Linked DNA regions of Homo sapiens: region 1 is linked to region 2. Evidence: read pairs that join two places in POLR2A ChIA-PET (ENCODE). Cell type or tissue: CD4-positive, alpha-beta T cell. All regions are shown on one strand. Each heading gives the region's core, and the rest is flanking DNA. Links, peaks and the distances in the headings are about the cores only. Region 1 overlaps RORA (RAR related orphan receptor A). Region 2 overlaps RORA (RAR related orphan receptor A).

Region 1 (8,331 bases), core at 256-8,255, 190 kb after region 2:
CAGGGCTTGAGAGGCAGACACAGTCGGACTCTGAGCTGAGAAAGCCTCTGAAAGTAGACAGTGCCATGAAAAGTCCATTACCATGGGCTCAACTTCCATCACAACCACCTACAAGTAATGTGGCTGTGGGCAGGTTATTTAATCTTTTTGAGTCTTATCCGTAAAAGTAAGATAATAATATCTGGCCGAATAAATAACATGTTGGTATAAGTATGTGCTTCCTCCATGCCTGGCCAATCAACATGCAGTCATTCATAGCAGTCACTTTGTGATGAGGGTGAGGACGGGAGCCCTAGGCTTAGCCCTCCCATCACTCCTTGTTGTACGAGTGCACTTTGTCTTCTGTGGTTTCCCTTGATATTCACTTTGGCCAAACAGAAGACACTGGTTTGTACTTCTGATTTGCTTCATGACCTGAACATGTTCAAATACGCACACACACACACACACACACACACACACACGCATGCACCTGTACACATTATGCCAAAGGACGACCTTGTATCTGTGGCTCATATGTGGCAGCCAGTTTTCCCAGCAAACTCAAGCACTCTAATAAGGGTTTGGGCTTTGCCCAATCAGTTGAGATTTGTCTGCAGGCTCATAGGTCATTCCCCCTAGCAAGCTAAAAAAATCACTTTCAAAGTGGTTCATAACCTGTAGAAACGAAAGCCCACAGCGTAACATCTCAGGTAAAAAATCCAGTGTCACTCAGATCACGCTTACGGGCTGAAGTCTGGTGATTATGAAGTGAACTCTGTTGTTGCAAACCTGTGTGAGCATCAAAGCCTGTCATCACTTTTATTGGCAGGTGCCATGGGCTCAGACAGCAAGAGGGCAGGATGGGAAAGTGCCACTGAGCTAGTCAAACAGAGAAACAATGGAGAGGAAGAGAGCAAGCACCAGCATTGAGCATTTTGATTTTTCTAAAAATGGACCTATTTGTATAGCGGGAACTAATTAAAACTTACGGCCATGTGGTTTGTGTTAAATGTTAAGTGTTTCAAAATGGTTAAATGTGTTCTGTGCACTTGATGGAAATGGGATTCTCTACCAACTAATTGAGGGAAGGGGGAAAACATGGAAGGGATTAGTTTTCTAGAAGGAAAATGAAAATGAAAAAATATGATGCCAATTTACTTTTCTTCCGCATAGGGGATTTGAGAAGATTTATCTTAGCTTTTCTGGAAGGACACATATGCAAATCATAGAACCATGGAATTTCAAGATTAGAAATCCTTTGCAGTGGCCAGTCTAAACTCCTGTCTATTCTCGGGATCTACCACCCTGCATCCGGCTTATGCGCAAAACCTGTCACAGAGAATATTCACTTCTTCATTTCTTTTCAAGGCAGCCCATTCTATTTTCGAGCCAATCTGGCTTTTAGAAAGTTCTTCTGTCTACTAAGTAGGCAATCTGTTTTTTTACAGTCTCTACCCATTGGCCCTACTTATGCCTTTCTTATGCTTTTAATTATCTTTAATAATTTCACAGTTGGAAAAATGAGCTAAGTTGGGTTAAGTAACTTGTGCATTATTACATAGCTACTAAATAGCAGGGCGAGGATTTAAATCAAGGTCTGCCAGAACTGCACGTCTCTTGTTCTTTCCATATGTCACCCAACCTTTCACTCTAGAGGAAAAAAAAAAAAAGGCAGTCTGCTACCTAGCACAGAGGACACCTAACAGGAAGTGAAGGAGAGGTTGAGATCAGAGGCGGGAAGGGAGAATTGGTGAGTGGAGTGATGGAACAAGGTAAAAGGACACCCCTCTTTGATCAGGGCTACACTTTCTTAAGCCAGGCCCCTGTGGTTATCTCAGTGTAGCTCACATCCAGCTATTGACAGCTTTCCACCTGGTGACATGCTTAACGGCCCATGAAATTCTAGCCCTCAGGGCTCAAGCCTGATATTTATGGTTCCCCACATAAACCTAAAGTGGATTGTAAATTTATCTCTCTCAGATTTAGGTGGCTAAAGTGGCTGTTCAAAACTCTGCAAGGGAGAGTGGCCTTTATGGACATGTTGTACTAACTTTTAAAAAGACTGGGGCTGAAGGAGGGTGCAGAAAGCTGTGTGGTTTGTGGGAATGCTCCCAGAAGCCCCCTGGAGTGGAAGCCTTTTTGGTATTGATGTTATGGGGGAAGGGCGGTTGGGTAAAGGGATGTAGCTTGATTTTGTTCCATAGAATAGTGGCATGTTTTGTGTAATCAAAAATCTGTTACAATGAAAAAACCATGAAGGTTTGCAAAGGAGCAATCAAGGGAAGCTGTTCAGCTTCGGCAGGAAACTTTTTCTAAGCTCCAGAGTATGCCAAGTGGATATTGACATAGCTAAGTATGTATGCAGCGGGACATATGTAAATAGGAATACTCTATGTTGAAATCTGGACAAACCTTACTGAGACCTTCTCCAGAGGCAAGCAACGTGTGGTATTTATATGAGATTTGATACATCTGGAAACAGCGGCTTTTTCATCTCTTGCTTCTCGGAGATGAACTTGCACCATATGCAGGGTGTCACTTAAATTTCACCGGCAAGTTCTGACATGTACGTTTAAGAGAAAACTTCCATATGTTTCCATGAAAGGATGGGGACATAGTAACAACCACCAAAGTGATAATATTTCCTCTGCCTCACATCCGCTCCCTAATCAAAACTGTTCAGTATTCTACTCCAAAAGTTTCTTCCTCTTTCCACCGCTGACAATATGCATTGTTAACGGAAGGGAGTGGTCAGGGGCTGTGTGGCGTATTGGAAGGGACTCGGACATTAGAGGCAAAAGGACCCGGGTTTGAATCTTAGCTTTTCTATGTATTTATTGTATAACTTTGGGCTTGTTTCTTAATCTCTAAACCTCAATTTCCTAATCCATCAAAAGGGGATTAAAAATACCAACCAAAACATGGTTATGAGGATAAATGGCACGAAGAATTGAAAACTAAATAGATTTATAAAACAAAAATATTGTTTGCAAAGGGTTGGCATAGTTCCTCCTTTATTCTGGAAGTTAATTTGCTTGGAAATTCAACCATGTACTAAATCTTCCTCCCTAGGGACCAACAGAAAATTGCAAACTCCTGAGTGGAAACCTTCACGAGGGCTCCGCAAATTGGTGCTCTCTTCTCCTGGTTTCATCCCGCAGGAAGAGACAGTCTCCCTATATGAATGTTCACACCATGAGAAACCTTTCTCACCCTCTCTCCGTGGAATTTCTCTCCCCAATTTTTGAGATATCCTCGACTCAAGGCCAAAGCAGTGGTTTGAAAGGTGTTTGGAAACCAATGTGAACCATCGTGCTTTCCCCTCCCCCACTCTGGGGGTGGGATTTTCAGGCCAACTTTTCTGAAGCTACTTGTGAGTTAACCTGAAGTTGGAATGCCCTCCTGAGGTCGAGGCATAAAAGCCAGCAGCGTAAATAGAAACTGAAGCTGAAATAACCATAAATGTTCTCGAACAACTTCAATAGAGAAAGCCTTGTTTGATCCTCTCTAAGCTTCCTGAAACCAAGCTGAATATTTGTTTGTTTTGTGGTAGCTCCACTTTTTTTTTTTTCCTCAGGCCTTTTAATGCATGGCTGTTGGTTTCTGTTTAAAAGGAAAATGCTTTTTCTCAGTAACGATGTTCACATTCTGAAGTTGGTGATACCCACTTCTAAAGGCCATTTTATTGTAAAGATAAAGTTCTGCTAAGTCTTAGGATGAAAAGATAAAGGATGTGGTCAGTTACCATGACTCGTGCTTACCTCCCAAAGTGTGTCATTTGGTGCACATACCTCAAAACGTGTGAACAGAAAGTTTCTAGGTTTATTTTTATACATGGAGATTTGATTCCACGGCAGAGGGAGGGTGTCAAGGTAAATGACTGTGCAAAAATGACAGAACTGCATTTTGAGCTTTCCGTTGCCAGAGATACAAAGGCCAAGTTAAGGTGAGTTTGCTATTCGATTGCTTTTTGAGGGGTCTATTGGTAATTACCACTGCTGTTTAATATTGCAATATTCATGGGACCTCAATGTTTACACAGCTCCATGGATGCTCAATCCAAATTAAACACGCCCAAGAACAACACAGGGAGAAAACACCTGGGGGCAAAGTGAGGGGCTGCAGTCACAAGTGATCAGATCTTTTGCAGAAGATAGCAGTAGAGGGGCCCTTCCTTTTGGCCTCCTTTCTGGCAAATGTGTTTCAACACCGTTAAACTACATATGATATTGGACTGATTAGCAACTCCTAACACAGAATGTTCTGACGTTAGAAGAGCTAGGAAGTGGCGTGTCAGGGCTGACATGCATGGCAGAGTTTTCAGATACACATACAGTGTTTTTTTCTACACCCTGCCTCCAAAATGTCAGTGTCCCTAGGTTTCTGTTTGTTGCAGAGCCCCTCAATATGTGTGTGGGAGGCAGCACTTGAAGCCAAAACAGTAATGGCCAGATCTTCTGTCTGCAGCCATGAACACAAGGAGAAAGTGCCAGGTGTCAGGAGCAAGAATCTTATATGCCGGGGATTTTTTTTTTTTTTCCTGGAAGCAACTGGAAACCAACTTAGTGACACTTAAGTCCTTCACCTGCTACATGACTTCAGCCAGTGTATGTGAGTCAGAGTGGTACCAAGAAGGGCCCTCATCTGAACAGCCACAAAAGTGACGGGCTATGGCTTGGAATGGGAATATTATACTGTGTTCAGAGTCACGGCAACTTGAACTTGGCAGCCTTATCGGCTTCTGAGATTATGAGTGCCCCACAGCCAAGAGCACCTGTGAGGAGAGTTGACTGTGGAGTGGGATATAGATTGAGAAACCTCTTTCATAGCTGACAATCCATGTAAACTCCTTTAATATGTGGATGGTTAAGTAGCAGTTTAAGTGTTGGAATTACCTGGCCCTGCTTTACCATCTTCTATATATTCAGTATAAGACACACTGGGAATTACTGAAAGCTTCCCTCTCCCCCCTCAAAAAGAGTGGATGGTGCTTAGAATTAAGAGGATGTTTCCAGGGTGTCTTTCGTTTCCATCATCAAAGCAGATAAAATTAACTCTATTAGAAACTGAGACCCCCTCCGTGAGGTATATTAGTCATAAGTTCTCTTTGCAAAAAGGCTAGTCTTCAGAGGATTGTTAAGATCAGATTTCATGACAGACATGTTTCAACATATTTGTACTTCTCTGAACATGCTACATTTGCTCTCATGTGTTGTGATTAGCTGGTTTCAGTGTTTAATCCATGGCATGTGGCATTTTTCTGTAGTAGTGTTTCTGTGGAAAACTTTATCCTAGGCTTGTGGAAGACCAGTTATAACGCTTTGGATAAAGTATGTCCAGCATTTCTAAAAGCTGCAGTTTCCTAAGAAAATGATCTACGGGCACCTAAGGTTAAAATCTTCAGAATTATTTTTTGTATTTTCTGAAAGTGATTTTTAAATGAAGTTGAGAAATGGTACTAACAATGCATCCAATATTGATATAATTAGAATATGCATCATACTCTACTAAAGCCAACCTTCTTTAATATGTTCATATATAAACATAAAGAGGTATGTGGTTTATTGTATATCCAATTTTTCATTTATCTGCACCTTCTTCAGGATCATATTTGGAAGGCACCTACGTGCTCACTTGCAAACAGAATGAGACACCGTCATGCTTTCTAAAGCGTGTTCTCTCCTGCCCTCCTCCTCCTCCCTCAGTCTGCCTTATATTAAGTTAGCCAATCGAAGTCAGCATTACAGCCTCCCCTTTGGCCTGTGTTCTCCATCCTCCTTATATAAGCCTTGGTGTCCCCACACCTCTTCACAGCCACCTGGTCCGGCAGCCTGTAATAGCTGTCTCACTCTTCCTCCTCCTCACCTGATGCCTGCGGCTGACCCAACTGCCTCTGGGGTGTGATCCCACAGATTCTGAAAACAGCTGCAGCAGGCTGAGGGTGGCTTCCTGGTCACGTTCATCCAGATACAGAGAAGGCTCTATATCAATAATGGGCATCCTCTGATGTGTACTTTTCTCTCAACAGTAAACACCTTATATGATGTTTTTCAGTATCTCCTGAGTATAAGGTGCTGGGCTCTTCTCTCTTTCTGAACAGTTCTGGTTCTTTAGTCCTAGTGCAGAGACAGCCTTTGTGATTAAAAGACAAAAAAATGTACTAGTAATAATAAGATTTTCCAAGGCAGTCACCCAGTCCTCTCTTCTGGTTTGTTTTTCTGTCTTTCCCTCACCTCCTCACTCCTGCCTTGGGACCAGTTGTGCTTTTGCTCAATTCATTCAGCAAACAATTAGCAACAAAGCTGCAGGCTCTGGCAGTGATCAAAACGCTGGCTGAATCTGCCAAGGTCTTCCAAGCACTTAGAAGAAAGGCCAGGATCCGCAAAGCCAGGCAGATTTCGGGTGTCACCTATGCAGGGCTTCATAAGTCTCTGTCTTTTCTGGCTCAGGGAACTACCCCATGGGGTCACTCACAAACGTGTATGCCTTCCCTCTGTCTTCTATCTGAGTGCGGCTTAAGGGTATAAGCACTAAGGAAAAAGCTTAAGCCATCACAGCATATCTGAGCATAAAGGAAAGATAGATAAAGTCCTTATACAAGAAAACTGAGGCCTAGAGTTGGCAAGCTATACCCAGAAAGTTAGCAGGAAGGGCCACAGAATGTACTCGAACAAAAGCAAGAATGACATGGCCCATTTCCCAGTCAATACCAAGTGAACCATTTTGGAATGAGAATAGCTAGTTACATCTCTTGCTAGACTCCTCTTCCAGGTCATAAACACCTCCTACCAACAGGTTACTGAGCCCAAAAATAAATATGGGAAATTTGCGTGTATGCTGCACTTTGTATTTTCTGCCTCCTTCTCAATCCTTAATTAAGCTCCGCAGCCACCCTGTGAAGCCGGTCATTATCACTGGGTGAGGAAACGGAGTCCCACAGGAGCTATGTGACTTGCCCAAGCATACGAGCCAGACAGGCTGGGCAGGGTGAGACTTTCCAGTTTCTGATGCCCACGCCCCATGTGCAATCCAGCCTCATCACCCTGGGTCTTGGTGCAGGGAGTAAATAAACAAATGGTCACATTGCTTTTACTTCTGGAGAGCAATGGGTTCTTATTCAAAATAGGAACAAGGGGCAAAACAAATGGCAAGTAGTAACAAAAGTATTGGGGGACAGTGGTGCCACCATTCGGGGGCTTGGAAGTCTGGTCTTTCTGAAGCAGTGCATTCACTTTTAAGTTTCTCTTTATTGTTCACATACCCGGGTTTTATTCAGCAAAAGTGACACATGTCTCACTAGGCAATGGGAATTCAAAAGTGATACCATGAGGTCCACCTTGTATTAAGGTTCAAAGTCATGTGATCCTATGTGATACAGGCTGTAATAGAGAGATATCTGGAGAAATATAGAAGTTCAGGAGAGGAAATTACCCTCCCTGGGGAATCAGGGAAGGTTCCATAGATAAGGTGACATTTAAATAGAATCTGAAAAGATGAATTAAGAGTTTGCGAGTTGGAAGCAAGGAAAAAGAGCATTTGGGCAGCTATGGTAGAGGTTTGATAAATTATGACTTCAGAGTTTACCCCCATATTCAAATCATGTTCCCTATAACTTACAGTGGAAAACTATGAAACAATAAGCTTGGCCCTCAACTCTGGTGACAAATAAACTCTCCCTGTCCTTTGAGATGTCCCTCAATGTACTTTTCCAATGCCAAATGAAGGTCAAGACTTTGCCAGGGTGTCTGAGAATTCCTAGCTTTCAGAGCATACGGGCGAGGCCCCGAAGTTGTGTTTTCATGCTCACATATGGTGCGGAATTTCTGCTTTTTACTGATTTGTTTCAGTTTATCCAGATATCTTTTACATAGAGAAGTGTGTATATGCGTCTGTGTGTATATGGCACGTATATGTATATGCTGTATATATGTATGATAACATATAACGAAATCAGCCCCTTAATTTTTTAAAAAAAAAAAAAAACCCTATTTCACTGAACATTTTACTGCAGTGGGAAGAAGAGGATGGGTAGTAAATAATGGGCTTCCTTCACATTAACACAAATGACTTCTAATTGATCTGTAAGGAAATTGGTCACCTTGGCTGATGCCTATAATCCCAGCACTTTGGGAGGCTGAGGCGGGTGGATCACTTGAGGCCAGGAGTTCGAGACCAGCCTGGGCAACACGGTGAAACCCCGTCTTTACAAAAAAATACAAAAATTAGCCAGGCGTGATGGCGCATGCCTGTAGTCCCAGCTATTCAGGAGGCAGAAGCAGGAGAATTGCTTGAACCCAGGAGGCAGAGGTTGCAGTGAGCCAGCAGAGTGAGACTCTGCCTCAAAAAAAA
Region 2 (8,331 bases), core at 119-8,118:
AAAGGCACTTCAAGGTTGCTGTATGACAACTAGTCTCACCTTCTCAACCTTTTCATTTTATACCAGTGTCAGCCACAGCTGGAGGACTTGTGAATTTCACTTTAACTATAATATTTAGTGAGGACACACACACACACACTCACACACTGGCACCCACAAAGTCTTCACTTTGAAACAAGGGTGGGTTTGGTTTCCTTCACTTATACAACTGATGCCTACCAGGGATATTTTTGTTTAGACGGCTCATTGGCCACAAACCGTTTCATTATGTGTTGCCCAGTTACCTTGGCTTCCTGCACATTCTTTTGAGCAGATAGTTCATCTCCTTATCTCAAAGAATTGTTTCCCCAAGTGTAGCCCTGGAGCCAATAGCTTTGATACCATCGAGGCAAGAAGGCATTAAACCACCTTTTTTGTAATTGTCTTAGTCTTACTTTTTCATGTCTGTTTCATGAAAAGTTGATGTGGTTAGATTTAAGCTGGGCCTCGCTGAGGGTATCATCTGTGCCTGGGGTTACCCACATCATCACGTGGCTTACCTTCCTTTGCAGTATGGTGATCTTATCTTCTTTGCTGCTTCTTGCCATAGAGCAACCAGCTCCTTCTAGCTCCTATGTGTGTGTGCATGCATACAAGTGTGCATTCGACATGCGTGGAGGCTTGCTCGTGGCAGCAGCTTGTAAAATGACACTTTACCATTCAGAATGAAAACTGGCTGGTTGGGGGCCTTTGCTATACTCTTAGGGGCAAACGACAACAACAACAACAACAACTCCTTCATTGGCTTTTCCATTTGGGAACTTGGAGCAAAGTTTTCCTTAAGTAGATGCATTTCTGTGTAGTTTAAAGTAGTAATTCTTTTGTTCCCTCTGTGTCCCAGTAACTGAGCTGACAACCCAGGGTACAAAGATGAATATGACTGAGTCACTGTCCTTGAGAGAGCCTCAGGACAGCCATAGGAGAAAACATGTTAACAAATAGCTAGAATTCAACTCAGGAAGGGCAGAGAGGTGCCAGGAACAGAGTTCTCTGGGAAGACAAGTGAGGGGACTAGGAGAGAAGAGCCAGAGGAGGCTATGAAAAGGAGCAGGCATTTAAACTCCATCCTCAAAGTCAAGTGCAGGTTTGCCAGTTAAAGAGGGGAAGATATTCCTGGTGGAGAGAATAACCAAAAAAAAAGTAAATGAAGATGTGAAAGTGTGGGCTATGTTTCCTGTGCCCTGAGCAGAGTAGGTATATTAGGGTGAGGCTGTAGAAAGATGGGCCAGCCCAGCTGAGGAAGGACTTAGTGCATTATCCTGAGATGTTTAGCATTCAGGGTATGCTTTAAGATTCAATCCAACAAGTGCACCAGAGACCCAGGAAAAGCAAAAAGAGACATTCACGGACCTTGCCAAAATGGAGAACTTTGCCTTCCCCAGCAAGACAGGGCTGTGCCAGCCGTTCTGTCCCTGGTTCTGACTCAGCCTTTGGCTTTCTTTTCATCAGTCATTTAACCCTCCGAGAACCTGGCTTGCCACGGTCAGAGTGTGAATCTTGAAAGCGTCCTTGACCCCTCCTGACAACTGTAAAGTCATGGGAAGAATTGCTCTTGTAACTCATCTTGCCCTTGGGCAGCTAGTGGACATTTGACCATGACACGTGTAACAAGAACAGTTGGTTTGTGTGGCTGCAGCAGCCACATCACAGGGAGAGGGAAAGAGCTCTCCGCCTGGGAGAAAAGGCCTTGGGAACTGTGTGGGCTCTACCACTCTGATACTGAATGACCTTGGACAAGTTATTTCTCTCCAGGCTCCGATGTCCTCACCTGTAAAATGAGGTACCTGGACTTTATGGCTACTAAGAGGCCTTTTCTCCCTTCTACCGTGTCTGATTCTGCCTTGACTCTTTAATTTTTAGGAAGTTAGAGTGCAGGAGACTGACCAGGGAGCGTCTCTGCTTAACATGGGGACTCTGAGATTTGTGCATGTTTGTGCTTTGAGCAAGGAAAAAACAAATCACCAAGTGGCCCAGCGAGGTTGTTCCTTCTTCCATTTCCTTGCAGCAGAACAGCAGGGGGAGGGAGAGCGGCAGAACCCAGCTTCTTGGCTGAGTAGATCTTGGGTTTGGACATTTGGAGAATTACCTTAGGAATGGAGTTTCACGAGGGGTGTGGTGGGTGAACGAGAAGGGTGGACAGAGAAAGAGGCTGCTGCAGGATGCAGAGAAAGAGCCCACGTTTCAAATGAATACAGCCAGCCCCAGCTCTTCCACCACCCACTCTCACTCAGCAGATGTGGCGGGCTGGCACTCACTGCCCATCTACTTGAAGCTTCCTGGGCTGCGTGTCTTCTTTATCCACCCGATCTTCTACTTTGAAGGCTGAGAACTTTCAGCTCATATGGATTGAGGACTTCTTAGAGCTCCTCTGCCCCAGGCACCAGTTTGGGTTTGGGAGGGGGTGACCATGACAGCCCAGGACCTGTGTGGAGGGTCGGGGGAGGGGTGTGACAGCAGCACAGGGCATCCGTTCAGGTAGAAGGGGCAGTGAAGGGGTCAAGAGCATGGGTTTTGACATCATAAGATCTGCAGTCCAATGCTCACCACTGACCACTGACCCACTGTCAGCCTTCTGAAGCTGCTTCATCTCTACAGGCCTGAAAATGGAAAGTGCAAGTAATGAAACTTCATGTAGGACTCTTGTGAGAACTAACTCAGGAAGCAATGCTTAACGCTGTATCTGATGTGTACTAAGTGGCCCATAAATCATAAATGGTAGCTTTGAAAATATCTATTATGATTAATGCTTTGAACAGTAAGTTAGGGTCAAGATGTAGAAGTTTCTGTTTGCTGAGACTAGGTATTTGGACTTTATCCTGCAGCCCATGGGCAGCCAAGGAAGATATTCCTGCAGGGATGATATTAAATAAATTGCTGTTTGGGGAAATCTTCACCTGTCATCAGTTTGGGGAGAAAGGAGGAATGTTGGCAAGGAGGCTCTGTCAGTATCCAAGCAAAGTGGACGACGGCCCTGGGGTGGTAGAGAAGGGAAGGGGGTGGAAAACACAAATTCGTGAACTTTAGAAAGGAAGATGGCTGAGGAGCAAGGGATGGGTCAGCTTGGCAACCACAGAGAAGGAAGAAGGGGTCAAAGATATGTTTTGAGAAGGCATCCGTGATGGCAGTGACCCAAACTGTAGTGCGAGGGGAGGAGAGACAGTGCTGTTCTCTCTCCTGGGGGAAGGCCACCATCTGGGATCACTGGACCCAGGTCCCACGCCCCCAAGGGCACTGCTTGGCACATTGATTCATTTGTATCCTGCTTTTCTCAAAAAGGTTTGAGGCTGTTTTACACCAGATACAGTGGATGGTTTCTACTTTCCTCACAAGTGACAATGAGCTGAAACTGTGACAACCAAAAAAAAGGAGATAAAGGGCGGAGCACAACATCATGACGGGGAGGAGAGAACGAGGGCAGAAAATGGACTGACCAGGTGTGTGGAGGGGTGTTGGCTCCACCTGTCCACTTGTGGCCTTCGAATTATTCCATCATTTCTAATCCACTCCCTTTGCGAGGGAGGAATCCCTCCAGGAAAAACAGAAAAACCAGGTCTTTCTCAATAGCATTTTTACTCTTCCTTTCCTGTGCAATGTCAGAAGCAATGGCAGGGGCCTCCTTCTCCAGAACCAATACAGCCCCCAAGAAAGGAGAGAGAGAGAGGGAGAGAGAAAACAAGAAAGAGCCACAGAAAGGGAGAGAGAGACAGAGAGAGCCCATTGCCAGTAGGCACTGCCAGGCGAGCTGCTGGTTGGATGGCTGTGGCCGCGGCAGCCACAGGACGATCCAAATTGTGGCTTTGCTTCCTCTCTCTTTCTCTTTGGTAGCACACAATCACTCAGCCCTAGATTCCTCTGTGTTTCATACCCAGGAGGTCAGGGAGGGCACCTTGTAGTGCCTGAGGCCCCGAGAGGGTTCACAGCCACCTGAGAAGTGTTTGCAGTCTATGGGTGTGTGTTCTTTCTCCAAGCTGTGTCAGCTGTGGGATGGCGTGGAGAGAAAACAAGAAAAAGTTGTTTCCCTCAGCTCTCTGCTGAAAAAATGCTCACGGGGAGTCAGTCAACATTTGGTAAGTACGCTGAATGTTTTTACTTTCAATGCCTAAATTTCTCTGGCTTCCGTAAGGTATCGTTGTCGAGGAAGGAGGTGGTATTGTCGCTACCCTCCCTCCCCGTGTGGTGTGACAGCAGAGATAGTTATCTCTACACCCAACTCAGTGTTGCTTTTTTTGGGTAACAGCTTTCGAAAAACTATCGCCTGGGCTCCAGCTGGTCAGGCTTCGATGGCAGTTGCCACAGTGCCAGGCAGGATGCTTTGTCAGTCAGGCTGCCGGGCCACGGAGACAGGATTAGGGGATAATGAAGGCATCCTCCCCTTGTCACAAACCAGAAGCTAAGCCCCCCATTCCTGGGATGTCCAGAGAGGCTGGGTAAGAAGATGTGCTGTGAACACAGAGCTCATTCGCTCTTCTCCTCCTTCAGCCTAGCAGTGGCGGGACACATGCAGTGTCCCTCTCTGGAGGGAAAAGGCAGCTGAGCAAACATCTCACTCTCTTGATTCTTTTCTAAATGGGACTCCTGAGGTCCAGAGTCCTGAACCATCTTTCCCAGAGCCAAGCCTCTGCTGGTGAGAGTGGGGACAGGGTTCTATGAGTCATGGCTGCAAATCCATTGTCTGGAGACTTCTGGTTAAGGGCAAAAGGCCTGGCTTCACAGCCACAGATCTGAATCAAATCTTGCCTAAGAACCTGGGGAATTTTGCCTTCACCTGGCCCCATGTTGAGCTCTCAATCTCCACCAGGCCTGTGTCAGAGCCCTCTGGGGCAGGTGCAGAGGACACTGGCTGAGAGGACCAGGCACCAGAGGAATAGGCATCCTTCCTTTCCCTCTGATGAGCCCTCCGAGTCAAAAGTGGACCACCCAAGAAACAGGCTGTCAAAGGAAACCTAGTTCTCATACTAAGGCAGCAAGTGAGGTGAACCCCAGAAACAGTTCTAATTGCTGCTGCAGACCCAGGTCTCTTCCTCCCTCTGAGAGCCATCTTAGGCCCAATTCTACACACTCAGACCCCGCCCATCATCACAGCTTTTATCCCTTGGCTGTTCCCAGACTCTCCCTCCAGCCCCTGCCTGCTACCCACAACAGGGCGTAACTCTTACTTCCTCCTCCAGTCTCGGCATCTGCCTTCTCTATTTACATTTTAAAATGTTTTTATTTAAATAGGCAAACAGCAAAGATCTAAGAGCACCTACTAGATGCCAGCCTTCATACTAGACACTCCATACCTGCACATAGACATATATGATATATGCACATATACATAAGCATGGGATTTTATTTCCTCCCATGCTTCTGGTGCCTGTAAGTGAACACAGGACAGGGCCACTGTGTCTCACAACTCCATGGGGAGTCATTCACCGTGTAGGCTGTACACTGTGCTCTAGCCAGTGCCAGTCTCATGGAATACAATGGTGCTCTCTGGAGTTACAAACTCATTATACCTACCCTGGTTCCTCTCTGCCACGTGCACTGTACAGATGTGCATTGATATAATGCAGTGAGTAAGGGTGTGATTGCTGAACTCCAGGCAGACTTGCATTCAAGTTTGAGCTAGACTATCAATATGCTGTGTGGCTTTCTGTGAGGTATTTAATCACTCTGAGCTTCCTAGGAGATATTAGGTTGGTGTAAAAGTAATTTCGTTTTTTGCCATTAAAAGTAATGCATTTATTTTTAGTGTGGTTTGATAAATTAAGTAAAGAAATACAAATGAGATTATTCAGTGAGGTACATAAATGGTCAATATGTAATTTCAATTATTATCATCATCTTTAATGTGATTATTGTTTAGTCAAAATTGTCATTATATTCATTAAGGGTACAATATATTAATACTATTCTTACAATGCCTGACACGTAAGCACTTAAAAAATATATGTTGAGGCCAGGCGCGGTGGCTCACGCCTGTAATCGCAGCACTTTGGGAGGCCGAGGCAGGTGGATCACGAGGCCAGGAGATCAAGACTATCCTGGCTAACACGGTGAAACCCTGTCTCTACTAAAAAAATACAAAAAAAAATTTAGCCAGGTGGGTGTGGTGGCGGGCGCCTGTAGTCCCAGCTATTCAGGAGGCTGAGGCAGGAGAATGGCGTGAACCCAGGAGGCGGAGCTTGCAGTGAGGAGAGATCGCGCCACTGCACTCCAGCCTGAGTGACAGAGTGAGACACCCTCTGAAAAAAAAAAAAAGTATATGTGTGTGTGTGTGTGTGTGTGTGTGTGTGTGTGTGTGTGTGTGTTGAATGAATGTTTTGAAGGATGACCAGGTGGAAAGCCAAATGCTCCCTTGAAAGGAAAAGAAGAAAATTGTCTGGGGGAACTGAGTTAAACCCAGAAGACACTGAAGTTTTTAACATGATTTTGGTTAAACCATGTGCCCTGGAAACTGAAAGCAGGGAGGGAAATCTTGAACTGGCCACACTTTTTGATACCTACAAATAAAAGACGCCATTACGTCTGGTGTGAGTGGGGTTCCCCATGAACCTACTGTGGCTTCTGCCACTTTTTTTTCTAAAGAAAACTTCAGAAAGAGGGGTCTTTCAGTCTGGAGGTTTCAGGTCAAGTCTCATCTTGCACAGAGACAGAGTGGCAGCCCTGCACCACAGAGGCTGGCCCCATGGCCCGGTGACCTGCTGCCTGTCTGCTTGGACAGCATACCCTCAGTGGGGCAGGTGGCAGGATGTTCCTCTTTCCCATGCCAGACATCTGGATGTCTGGAAACAGCTGGAGAGCTTTTTCCCTTTCTGTTCCAGATGTTTGGTGCTATGTGGTCATAGAGTAAAATCCCCAGCCCAGGCCATGTCTGGGTCAACAAATTACACCTGTTTTCTAGGGTTGTTGGTAGATAAAGCAGACTCTAAGGTCTGGTGTGGAACAGCATGCTGGAGAGTAGGGGTGGCAGAAACAATAGGATAGAGGTCTAAGGGGGTAGGGAACACAGCTCATCCCACCACTTGGGATGGCTCGAGTGGATCTCAGAGGCAGTAAGAACAGAGTCTGTATTCAGAGAAGGACTTGGAAGCCAAGCCTTGAAGGATCTGGATGGTCCACTACGCTCCTCTTCATGGGATAGAGCCGGGTTGTTCATTTCTAAAAGCCCCTTCTCAAGTATTTTCAGACGTTTTCTCTGCCAGCTCCCATGCTAGGCAACAAGGACACAGACATGAAGGAGGCAGCTCTTGTCCTTCAGGCTGTACCTTCACATGCCAAATGCCTGCATGCAAAGCGGACAACTCAATTGCTCCCAGAGGTGTCCAAATATCCAGGTTTTTGTTTTTTTTTTCTGGCAACCTGAGAAGAAACAATCAGATGCTAACTTGTTTAGTGGAGCCGTTTATGATTTCACAGCGGATGAAGACAGTAAGGACTGTGTCCCCGGTGAGCTCTTTAGCGGGGGAAATGGTGCACAAGGCTGTGTTCAACAGGGAAACCAAGGGCAAGGCTACAGGCCAGCCTGAGACATGACTTAGAGTGGGTGCGCCCCTACACTCCAAACAGGCTCCCCATGGAAGGCAGGGCAGGAGGTGGCGATTTTCTTGCTTTGTGTTTTTCACATGTGGAACTTGTAGTACCTGCTACCAAGCCTGAGCCTGTATTGACGTGTGCAAGGAGGGGTGAGGTTGGCAGTGTGCTGCGTGCGCATTGATTGATATATGTGCATCCTTCTTGCTTCGTAATTATTAAAGCCCCACCTGTAGAGGAGCTGGTGTTCGCCAAGCTTCATTTCACATCTGGAATCACCTCAATCAAATAGGCTTCATTTTTTTCCTAGTCAGTTGCTTTTTCTAATTTGATATATTGACACAAACATAGGAAATATGGGAAAGAAAATGAATAAGAAAGAAAGAGTTTCAGTGACAGGAAGGAAGGGCCAAAGACAAAGTTCAAGAGGGCCTTAAAAGTCAACGAGGGGGTGCGGCATGATGGCTCATGCCTATAATCCCAGCACTTTGGGAGGCTGAGGTGGGAGGATCTCTTGAGCCCAGGAGTTTGAGATCAGCCTGGGCAACTTAGCAAGACCCCATATCTACAAAAAAAAAAAAAAGGTCAAGGTATGAATATGAATTTTGTATGTGAGCATGAGTTTAGGGAGCCACTGAAGGATTTTTCAACAGGGAAAGGCCCTGGTCAGATTTGCTATGTAGAAGCATTGCTGGCTGCAATGTACACAAGAATGTGGGCTGGTGCCTAAGAGTAAAGCAAAAGACATGGACAGCCTAACCTAGGAGAGTAAAGGTG

The links. Peaks named below come from ENCODE experiments on the same cell type or tissue, not always from the same donor. Only the 100,000 strongest peaks of a DNase experiment are listed, where the experiment ranks them.
Region 1: POLR2A ChIA-PET joins it to region 2 with 11 read pairs; 5 of 35 experiments call an interaction of 5 or more read pairs at or near these places.

The regions. Positions count from the first base shown.
Region 1 is chr15:60,645,432-60,653,762 of GRCh38, reverse strand. All of the region lies in intron 2 of RORA (RAR related orphan receptor A), which reads left to right. It overlaps LOC105370846 (a long non-coding RNA gene), which reads right to left. Exons shown (of 5, transcript XR_007064663.1): 5 at 1-6,114. Among named protein-coding and RNA genes, the nearest start is that of RORA-AS2, 32 kb to the left of the region's middle. RefSeq lists a silencer at 1,727-1,816 and an enhancer at 3,121-3,622. In CD4-positive, alpha-beta T cell, for the core only: no CTCF peak of the experiment used is centred there; a DNase peak (open chromatin) is centred at 3,682; H3K4me3 peaks cover 772 bases; H3K27ac peaks cover 935 bases.
Region 2 is chr15:60,836,845-60,845,175 of GRCh38, reverse strand. All of the region lies in intron 1 of RORA (RAR related orphan receptor A), which reads left to right. Among named protein-coding and RNA genes, the nearest start is that of RORA-AS4, 77 kb to the right of the region's middle. In CD4-positive, alpha-beta T cell, for the core only: no CTCF peak of the experiment used is centred there; DNase peaks (open chromatin) are centred at 525, 3,865, 4,195 and 4,705; H3K4me3 peaks cover 3,205 bases; H3K27ac peaks cover 4,108 bases.